2 separate regions of the Homo sapiens genome follow, and region 2 is linked to region 1. A link is an interaction called in ENCODE POLR2A ChIA-PET data of the cell type or tissue named here. Cell type or tissue: OCI-LY7. All regions are shown on one strand. Each heading gives the region's core, and the rest is flanking DNA. Links, peaks and the distances in the headings are about the cores only.

Evidence for each region. Peaks named below come from ENCODE experiments on the same cell type or tissue, not always from the same donor. Only the 100,000 strongest peaks of a DNase experiment are listed, where the experiment ranks them.
Region 2: POLR2A ChIA-PET joins it to region 1 with 10 read pairs; 4 of 35 experiments call an interaction of 5 or more read pairs at or near these places.

The regions. Positions count from the first base shown.
Region 1 is chr4:77,726,250-77,731,637 of GRCh38, reverse strand. CNOT6L (CCR4-NOT transcription complex subunit 6 like) reads left to right here. Exons shown (of 12, transcript NM_144571.3): 9 at 100-251; 10 at 2,557-2,784; 11 at 5,269-5,388. Among named protein-coding and RNA genes, the nearest start is that of CNOT6L, 90 kb to the left of the region's middle. In OCI-LY7, for the core only: a CTCF peak has its summit at 3,008; no DNase peak of the experiment used is centred there; H3K27ac peaks cover 209 bases.
Region 2 is chr4:77,891,014-77,896,401 of GRCh38, reverse strand. It overlaps MRPL1 (mitochondrial ribosomal protein L1), which reads right to left. Exons shown (of 9, transcript NM_020236.4): 6 at 2,152-2,263. Among named protein-coding and RNA genes, the nearest start is that of MRPL1, 31 kb to the right of the region's middle. In OCI-LY7, for the core only: no CTCF peak of the experiment used is centred there; a DNase peak (open chromatin) is centred at 2,691; H3K4me3 peaks cover 1,491 bases; H3K27ac peaks cover 4,363 bases.

The sequences.
Region 1 (5,388 bases), core at 105-5,104:
GAAAATGACAAGGGAGACAATGCATGTCATGTTTCTTTCATTTAATATCTTTCAGCATGATAGTCTAGGTACCTAAAATTATAATAATGTACCTTTTAGATTTACATTGGTGCAGAAGCATACAGTGGAATTTAACCAAGTGGCGATGGCTAATTCAGATGGATCCGAAGCTATGCTGAACAGAGTGATGACAAAAGATAACATTGGTGTCGCTGTGGTATTAGAGGTCCACAAAGAACTATTTGGAGCAGGTGAGTGCAATGTAAAATATTCTTACTAAAAATAAACACCATCCCAAGTTTTTCCATCTCAAAACAAGTGAAGAGAATTTTGCCGTTATTTATTGCAAAGTTATTTTCTTTTGAGGAAAGTTAAGGGAGATGGGCAGGAAAATAGCACCATTGTGTAAAGCATCATATATTTGTTGGGATATTTTGTGCTCTCTATCACAGTCTTTTTTACTTACCAGATAATCTATGTAAAGTCTTTTTTAATATGCCATTAATCCCAAACAGTTCTTTTAAATAGGGAATATTTTGGTTAGGCTGAATTTAGAAATTATGATGACTTGGCCCTCTTTTTGAATTATATTTTTAGCTTGAGTGTGATTCTTTTGTCTTTAAGGTTAAGGACTTGGCACATTTCCTCTAGTTTCTTTGTTATATCTCAGTCATTGTCAGGGTAAGAGCAGGATCTTTTATCTACATGGTACTTACTTTAGCATTTTAGATTATTTATAGCTTCCTTCAGAGTCAGAAACTCATTATGTACTTCATACACAGACCTTTTTTATCCTTCTTACTGCCTGCCTTTGAGCATCTCACTGTTTACTAGTACATTTTAAGCAAGAAAGGAGTGAGACTACATCAGGGCTTTTTTTCCCCTGTACTTTTTGTAGAGGAAAAGATTATTTTGGACTAGAGTATTGATTTGAATTATTCAGACCATGCATATGTGTCAAACCTTCTTTTCTCACCATACTTCAATTTATTCCTTATCAAAGGTAATCTTTGATATGAAATTTTGGACTTTTTACTTTTCTTAGCCCCTCCGTTTTTATTTACCTTTATGTCCTTTACAATCTTATTCTTCCCAAAGTTTGGTACTTTTTTTTCTGATATTGTGGAGAATATCTTTTGGAGTTTTACTCCTCTTTTAATTTGCGGAAGAGTAATTCTAAATAGTAGAGACTTTTACGTTCTGAAATACATATCTCTTGTACTCATAGAAGGGGAATTTAGTAATATAGTGCTTATGGCTCTTTGAAGGGGAAAATTTTTAATATTGTGAATACTTAATCTATAGCTAAAAGTGACACTGTAAAACTGGGAAAAGAAGATCGCTTAGAAGATTTGGCTACAGACATTTATGATCAAATTGCTTTTAAGGTGACTATGTCAGATATAACAGATACTTCAGTTTCTTATTTTCTCAACATTGAAGATAATTATAGCTTGGTGAGACTGGAAAGAAACTTTAACAAACTAGTAGACTTAGAAAATTAGGTCTTTTCCCCCAAAGCTTATATTCCAATAGAAAAATTTGAGACGCTTCTATAGAAATTATAAAAGAAAAATTAAATTTGTATGTTTACGGATAGTCCAATGGTTTAAAGGTATGTAAAGTAAAAAGTGAGAGATCCCTCATGTCATTCATACTCTAGATTATAGCTCTTGTTGATTTCTCTATAGAGTTACTAACATACAGAATGTGAGTATATGTATTAATAGTTTTATATCTTGAATATTTTATGGACATCTGTCAGTAAATGTTAACTATGTTTAATTTTCAAAAATCTTAATGTATTCCATCTACCATTTGGAAAGTACTATGTTAATGTTTATTTTAACAGAATTAAAAAACATAGAATTATAGGAATAAAAAAAAAACCTTAGAGATATTCTAGTTGAATATTTCACTTCCCAAAAGAATCTGGTTAAATTACTGACCCAAAACTACATAAAATAATTAGTAAGAAAGCCAAGTCTAAAACCCACGTGTCCAGACTTTTATAGCACACTACTCTCTAATTCTGATTTTAAAAATAATGTTATTTCGGTATATGGTGTGAATTTGTTCAGGTAGCAGATGACTTTCTTATTTTATCTTATATAGGTTAATATAATTTACTGCCTTTACTGCTGACCTATCACAGTTGTGCTGTGTTGTGCTTGGGAAATGCAAGGTGAATGAGTACTAGACAGTAGTAAGAATTTAAATTGAGGTTTAGGTAACTCAACTGAAAACCTGCCTTACTACATTATTGTGCTATTTAAATGACAGATATTTAAAGGGCTATACCAAATTTGTGGGCCAGATTTAGCCCATGGGCTACAGTTTGCCAACTTGATCTAGGAGAGTAATTCCCATAGTAGGATTACCAGAATCTCAGCCCTTTAGCTTCTAAGAATTACTTTATGAGATAAAAGGGAAGTTATAAATTCATGGAAAAGAGTAAAGAAGTAGCTGTGGATCATATTGAGAAAACCTGAGGATGCCACATTTCTTCAAACATAAAGCATAACTTTGTCTTCTTTTTGTAATGTTTAAATTTAGGTATGAAGCCTATTCATGCTGCAGACAAACAGCTGCTTATAGTGGCAAATGCCCACATGCATTGGGACCCAGAGTATTCTGATGTGAAGCTCATCCAGACCATGATGTTTGTCTCAGAGGTTAAAAACATTCTGGAGAAAGCCTCTAGTAGGCCTGGAAGCCCAACTGCAGATCCTAATTCCATCCCGCTGGTGCTATGTGCAGATCTTAACTCATTGCCAGATTCAGGTATTTATAATATCATTTCCTCACTGCTTTCAATTTCACTTTTACTCTTGGTTCAAAGGCCAGCTAGCTCCTAAATTTTGAGTAGATAAATTAAGGAATGTATCATAAGAATTCCATGGATGGGACACAAGGTAATAGAAGAGAGTTTAATAAAGAAGCTATTACCAAAGGTGTTGCCTGGTTTAAGGGAAACAAAGCAATAAATGATGCAGTACTCTGCCACTAGGGGATTTAGTAATAGATCTCTTTACCACTCCTCTACCTAAAAGGGAAAGTGGTGGGAGCTGTCTGTCATTAGAACTTGGAAAAAATACAGTTGTAGGAAAGGGCCACATAATAGGAGTGATGGCTTTGAATTGCATGAAGCGGTCAATCCCTGGCAAACCAAAAAGAAGGGAGCCAGGGAAATATATATTCTTACCTCACTCTGCTTCTGTCCTTTCATCTCCTGCTAGGCTGCCCATTGATCAAATCCAACCAAAAGCTAGAGCGGGGAGGGATTTGCAGTTGATGCAATAAAGATCAGCTGCCTGAGGCACAGAGTGTACTGCAGAAGGGTGATCTGAAGGGGCAGCCAGAAAATATTCATTACGTGTAGCTCTCTAGTTTAATAATGTTAGCAACTTTTAAGTGAATTCATTAAATGATATTTGGATAATGTTAGTAGTTACAGAAGAATGATCAAAATTATCCTAGGGCTTCATATTACTTCTTGAGCTCCACTAAACTACTTTATGTCTGAACTTTTATCATTTTACTTTTTATAAAAATAATTTCTGCATTTTAGGTATCAAATGGAAAACATTAGACTATTACTCTTTTGCCAATACCAAAGCATATGCTAAATTTTGTATATTATCACTGCTAGGCTATTTTAAGTTATTTAAAGTAAGTAACAATAAGGTTACTATAAGATAACCTAAATGCCTACACTTGGAATATTAAAAAAAAGTCACTGAACTTGAAAACATCTTTTTCTTCTTAGCAAATAATGCTGAAATCATTGTTTATAAGTGTTTGTCTTTAACCCCTAGCCTAATTGGCACTTTAACCACATGCTCCTTTCTTAATCCTTTCTTAAGTTGAATTACTCTCAAGTGCAAGTTTTTCTCCCATTGTATTTGATTTGTTAAAACCAGTTAGTTGTCATTTGGCAACACAACATAGTGAAATGACTTTGGTACCAGACTGTCATGGTTGGATCCTGATTTTGCTACTTATGAACTATGCAATCTGTGACTAAGTTCCTCATTTTTCCTTTTTTTTTTTTTTTTTTTTTTTTTTTTTTTTTGAGACAGAGTTGTGCTCTTGTTGCCAAGGTTGGAGTGCAGTGGTGCAGTCTTGACTGCAACCTCTGCCTCCCGGGTTCAAGCAATTCTCCTGCCTTAGCCTCCCAGTAGCTGGAATTACAGGTGCATGCCACCACGCCCAGCTAATTTTTGTATTTTTAGTAGAGACAGGCTTTCACCATGTTGGCCAGGCTGGTCTCGAACTCCTGACCTCAGGTGCTGGATCCGCCCACCTCGGCCTCTCAAAGTGTTGGGAGTTTTACAGGTGTGAGCCACCGCACCCAGCCTAGTTCTTCATTTTTAACAAGGGGGGAATCATGTTATCTACTTCATAGAATTGTGAGATTTACATGAATAAAGCACTTAGAACAGTGCCTGGCATGTAGCAAATACTAGACAAATGATAGTGCCTTCTGAGCTATTTACAATACTGATATTGTGCTTATCACACATTCATTATATCTTACTATCAATCCTTATTACAAATAGAAAGATGACTCTAACAGTGCACTAATCATCATAAGGGTTTTGATACTGTTTTCATGTTTGCTAATTCAGTGGAAGCAGTGCACTTTTCTGAATGCTATTCTTCTCTTCAGCCTTGTATTTTTAGCCAAGTGGTATACTTCTGGCATATAATATGCTTTATAGTGTCAGACTGAGAAAACTCACTCTAGCTCAAAATAAAGAATGATATTGTCTAGCTGACATTAGACATTGAAATGTTGAAGATGCAAAATCTGTTTTTGTTGTAAACTATTTTTATTAATATGCTCTACTTATATATTCGCAAAGTTGTTGATTGCTTAGAATGGGGAAATACTAAAGAGATAGTGGTTTGGAATAATTTTCCAAAAACATTTAGGGTTAATACCTTCCTGGTGAATGCCATCCTAGGTCCTGGAAATCATCTTTAGCCTGAAAAACCACTAAGAAAACTAAGGATATCTTTGAGTGTTCCTGATATATTTTGTTCTGAAATAGGCAAACATCCTTTGATTCATTTGCTTGACTCATATGAAATGGCTGGTATTTGATTTTTTATTTTTAAACAACAACAAAAGGCAGTTTTATATGGCTCAACCTAAGAAGACCACTCTGAGCCTGGTGGATTAACCTGGTAACAAGTCTTGGCTGTGAAGCCTTGTGTAAGGTCTAAATGCTAAATGGAAGTGTCTCTTCTTTATTCTACCAGGTGTTGTGGAATACTTAAGCAATGGAGGAGTAGCTGACAACCATAAAGACTTCAAGGAACTAAGGTACAATGAGTGTCTTATGAACTTCAGCTGCAATGGAAAGAATGGAAGCTCAGAAG
Region 2 (5,388 bases), core at 284-5,283, 160 kb before region 1:
AAAAGGTCCATCTCTTCACTCAAGGTGCCTACGCAAATAGGGGGGAAAAACATACTTAGGTACTTGACCATGATATGTGAAGTTGCAATTCATTATGAAAGGAGAAATAAAGTAAAGCTCACTAATAAACATTTTATTAGGAAAATTATTATTTGGAATAAAGAAATAAGGTATTTGAAAACTAAAAAAGGTTCCAAATATTGAGATGCCAATGAGAAAAAAAAAACCCTCAAGGCTAAAAAAAAAAAAAAAGGAAGCTAAAAGGGTTACAGAGAGAATGGATAAAGTAGCAAAGGTGACAAAATTAATGTCTTTTAAAAATCAGATCACCATGCAAAGCAAGGAGCTAGATATCTAGAATACAAACATATTAGTATTCATTTTTGGTTTTTACTGTATTTAGTACTGTTTGTTTTGCTCTGATTTGAGCTTGAATTTAATTAAGAACAAAAAAGTTATGAGAAATATTTTCATCAAATTCAACTGCAATTCTGGTTTAATTTTTAAAATATGTTCAGTTTTAGGTCTTACTTAAGAAAGAATATAAACTGGACTCCATAATGAACACTGCTGTAAGGGAAATCCCTAATAAAAAGTGCCAGACACCAGTTCAAAATCTAATAAATATTTATGACTTAATGCATGCTATCAAAAATAAACAAAACTCTAACACAACAAAAGAACTGGAAAGTCCATTTGAATTTAATTTACAGGTCATGATCTAGAATTCAGACAAGTTGTTAGTGGCTAGGATATATAAAAATTTTAGCAGAATTTTTTTAGCTCAACTAGAGTTAAAATTTGAAGACAAATCTACTAACACAATTTTAAAATATTTGTTCTGTTTACACTACAAAATTTTATTTGAAATAATAATATACCAGACATCCAGCACTATCTAAAACAAACTGTGTCAGCAAGTGAACTTGTTTTTCCTCCCAATTGTACTCCCTGTTTCCATTAATGATAACACTTATTAGGAGAGTTCTCTAGACTTAAAAAACCTCAGTATCATTTGACTCTTCCTTTTCTCCCCCTCAACCTCTCCATTCCCAATTAATTGCTAAGTCCTAATATCCTTGACATTTATACATTTCACTCCAGTCTCGTTATGAAGACCTTAGCTTAAACATTACATTTATTAGTCTCTTGCCATTGTACCTGAACTGGTTTCCCTGTCTCTAGTTTCAATTATCTTAAAAACCTCTTGCCAGATTAAAGCTCTAAAGAACAGATTATGTCACTCCCATCTCAAAAACTTCTGAGTCCTGCTGAATATAGAATGCAGATGTTCATGCTCATTAGCCCATCATTCAAAGTTCTTCTCAATACGGCATCAATCTACCTTTCCAACATCATTTCCCATTATTCTCTTCTATTTCAATGTAGGGGTACCACTCCCCACAGTCAAAGAGAGCTAATTAATATTTCTTGTACCTGGCCTATGATTTCTGACTTACTTTGGTGTCTATGATTAATACATTCCTTCTACTTAAAATATTCTCCTCAATCAATTCATCCAACTAATGTTACCTCCTTTATGTTTAAATGTTACCTCTTTTATGATGCCTTCCCTGATTCCTCACCTATGTGTAAACTCCACCTCCACTGAACACCCCTAGCACTTTTTTAATTTATTATATAATACCTCACACTTTATAACACAGTTCCTTATTTAGTGACCTTAACTTTCTTATTAGATTTCTTAAGGAGAAAATATCCATAAGGGGAAAATTTCTTAAGAGAAATTACCTTCAGAGCCATGCATATGGTCAACATTCATACATATGTTGAACACTTTTAAATAAATGGGCATACATATTATATTGATAAACAGGGATAAAAGCCAATAAAACAGTATGATGATAATATACTGAGTAAATAATACATTCCACTAATTGGGAGCTAGACTTTGATCTACATTTTAAAAACTGGTATTATAAAGTAACTAGGTTTTCAAATCATATTAGATTACCAGTATTAATGCCAAAGCGGGGGAAAAAAATCAAACCCGTAGGTTCTCGTAACTCAAACTCAAATACCAGGACATACTATTTATTCTACGCATACATGAACAACTTTGTTTCCTAACTAAGCAAAGTTCACAAGAAAGTTGTTGACAGGATATTGAAATAATAGGAATTCTCTTACTTCGAGAAAGCTTTGGATATTTTTTATTCAGTTTCTTCCTTAATCGATTAAGTTCAGGCATTATTTCTGGAACAGCTACGTAAAAGTCTGCAACAATTTCATCATCCCAAATCTGAAAATTAAAAAAAAAAAGGTGACCTCAGATGAGATGAAAAGCTTTATCGTTCTGAAAAAGTACAATGTAGTCATTTCCTTTATAATTCAGAAAACAGACATTAAGCACAATTCTTTTCTTCAAACACAAAGATCATACAAATACACCTGTCAATTATAAAAACCATCAGAAGTAAAACATTTTCCTTTAAAAACAGCCACATCCTTAAAAAAAAAAATTAATGGTTTCTTCCTTTGGGTTGTGTTAGGCAAAAGTGTTACAAGTCACAACACAGCAATGAATGTGTGCATGGCTTACAGAATCCCACAAAGTTAAATTCATATATTTATTAAAACTGAAGGAACCTACAAAAGCTGAAACTTTTGCAACAGATCACATGTAAAATTAATAACCACTAACTGCCAAACTCACTAGCAACCACTAGCTTCCTAAATTTAGAGCATCAGAGAATTGAATTTATAATTACTTTCACAAAGAACTGAAACTGAAATTTTCCTTACCACCGATAACTAAGAATAAAAGAAGACGTGGTGATCAAAGACAAGTTCACTTATAGTTTATTATCCATACTCTATATCCATTCTCAGAACAAAGGAATTAATATTCAATTTTTAGAAAACATTTTTATTAATTCAGGCAAGCACCTAAAATAACTATTATACTACTACAATATACTCCACTTAAACTCTACTTAATATACTCTACTTAAAACATACAATATACTCCACTTAAACTCCACACCTGTAATCCCAGCACTTTGGGAGGCCAAGGCAGGCAAATCAATTGAGCTCAGGAGTTTGAAATTAGCCTGGGCAACAAGGCAAAATCCTGTCTCTACAAAAAATATAAAAACTAGCCGGGCGTGGTGGCACACATCTGTAGTCCCAGGTAACCGGGAGGCTGAGGTGGGAGGATTGCTTGAAGCCAGGAAGGCAGAGGTTGCAGTAAGCCAAGATCGTGCCACTGCCCAAGCAAGAAATATTTTACCAATGATTCCCTTTGTATGAAATCTTACAATATGCCATTCAAAGCCTTGATTTAGGGGTACACGGTGAATTAAAAACTTGAATTCTGACAAAATTAAGCAATGACTATGGAATTTTATCCTTCTGTTACTATTCTTTGCACAAATTTTTAGTCCTTAAATAACATACCTCTCCTTAACAACAACTTACATTAAATGGGCACTTCTCATGTGCCAAGCATTCTGCTAAATATTTAATATAATTTAGAACATCCAGTCTTCATAACAAACCTTGAGACAGGTACCAGTATTGACCACACATTCCAGATAAAAAAAACTGAGGGATCAGGGAGGATGAGTCAGTCTGTACACACCTAAGAGGCAGAGCTAGAATTGAAAAACAGGCAGTGTGGGTCCAGAACCAGGGGTCTCATCACTGGAAATAGGAAAGCAGAGGCAATTTCTAAATGTCAAAGAACTGTATGTGAGATTTCTATTTCAAGATTTTCCAATCCTAATTCTATGACATGTTCCTTTAAATTAAAATTATGTTTGGAAGTTATGCTATAAGTAGGACTGTATCTTGGAATAATAAAAAACTGTGGATGGAAATCAAGCTCTTAGAGACAAGTAAAAATATGAAGTTACTTTAAAATCACTCAGAACCAGGCATATCTGTGATGTTTCAAAATAAAGTAAAATAAATTTAATAAATGAATGTGTTATCTAAGAAATTACTACGTGGTGCGGTGGCTCACACCTGTAATCTCAGCACTTTGGGAGGCCGAGGAAGGTTGGATCGCCTGAGGTCAGGAGTTCAAGACCAGCCTGGCCAACACGGTGAAACCCCATCTCTACTAAAAATAAAAAAAATTAGCTGGGCGTGGTGGCAGGTGCCTGTAATCCCAGCTACTCGGGAGGCAGATTCAGGAGAATTGCTTGAACCCGGGAGGTGGAGGTTGCAGTGAGCCGAGATTGCGCCATTGCACTCCCCACTGGGCAACAAGAGCGAAACTCCATCTCAAAAAGAGAAAAAAAAAAAAAGAAATGACTACATAAATTTATCCTACTTGGCATTTTATAGAGCTAAGCAAAATGATAAACTAATTTAAAAACACAGGAATGTATAAAAAATTGCAGCCATAATATTATTTACTAAACTGTATTGAATTTACCTCATAACCTGAATACCTTCTAAAAATAACATGGACTAGCTTTAAAAAGACACCACGGGGTAACTTGCAAACTTATCCTATGATGCCTTACACAGATGGCATGCTCCCTCTAATAACAGATCCTCTACTGGGGCCCTAAAGAGAAATTCTGTACCTGTTAATATTTTCTATACTACAGAATTTTAAAATGTCTTTGGCTTCCTTATTTGGGTTACTTTAAAAAATGTGTTTCATTTAGTGAACTTACAGCTTCATAACACTTTCTGCTCTATTACCATTTCTTTCTTGAGAGGTAACTTCTTGCTTAACATTTAAGAACCAAAGGCCAGGTGTGGTGTCTTGGCTGGGAGCAGTGGCTCACGCCTATAATCCCAACATTTTGGGAGGCCAAGGCGGGCAGATCACTTGAAGCCAGGAGTTCGAGACCAGTCTGGCCAATGTGGCAAAACCCCATCTCTACTAAAAATACAAAAATTAGCTGGGCACAGTGGCAGGCGCCTGTAATCCCAGCTACTAGGGAGGCTGAGGCAGGAGAATCACTTGAACTCAGGAGGCAGAGGTTGCAGTGAGCCGAGATCACGTCACTGCACTCCAGCCTGGGTGATGCAACGACACACTGTCTCAAAAAAAATGAAAAAAAAAAAAAACAAAAAAAACTGAACCAAAGGAGTGGCTATGACAGTTCTACAAGGTAACTTTAGTGGTTGCAAGAAGAAAATAGAAAGCTGTATACAAACTCAAGATTAGTTCTCTGATTCTAGAGACCCAGCTCTATTCTCAAATTACCAAACATTTGTGATGATTATTTTTTAATAATTAAAAGTTTTAATAATTTTTTAATTAAAATTAATAATACAACAGAAAGAACTGAGTCCCACTGACTCTGGCCTAGAACCTGTATTAAAGCATACTCTTCCTACTTTCCACTAGTTCTGCAACCAAAAATCATTCTGAAGACCCTCTTTATTTAAAATCCAGAATCC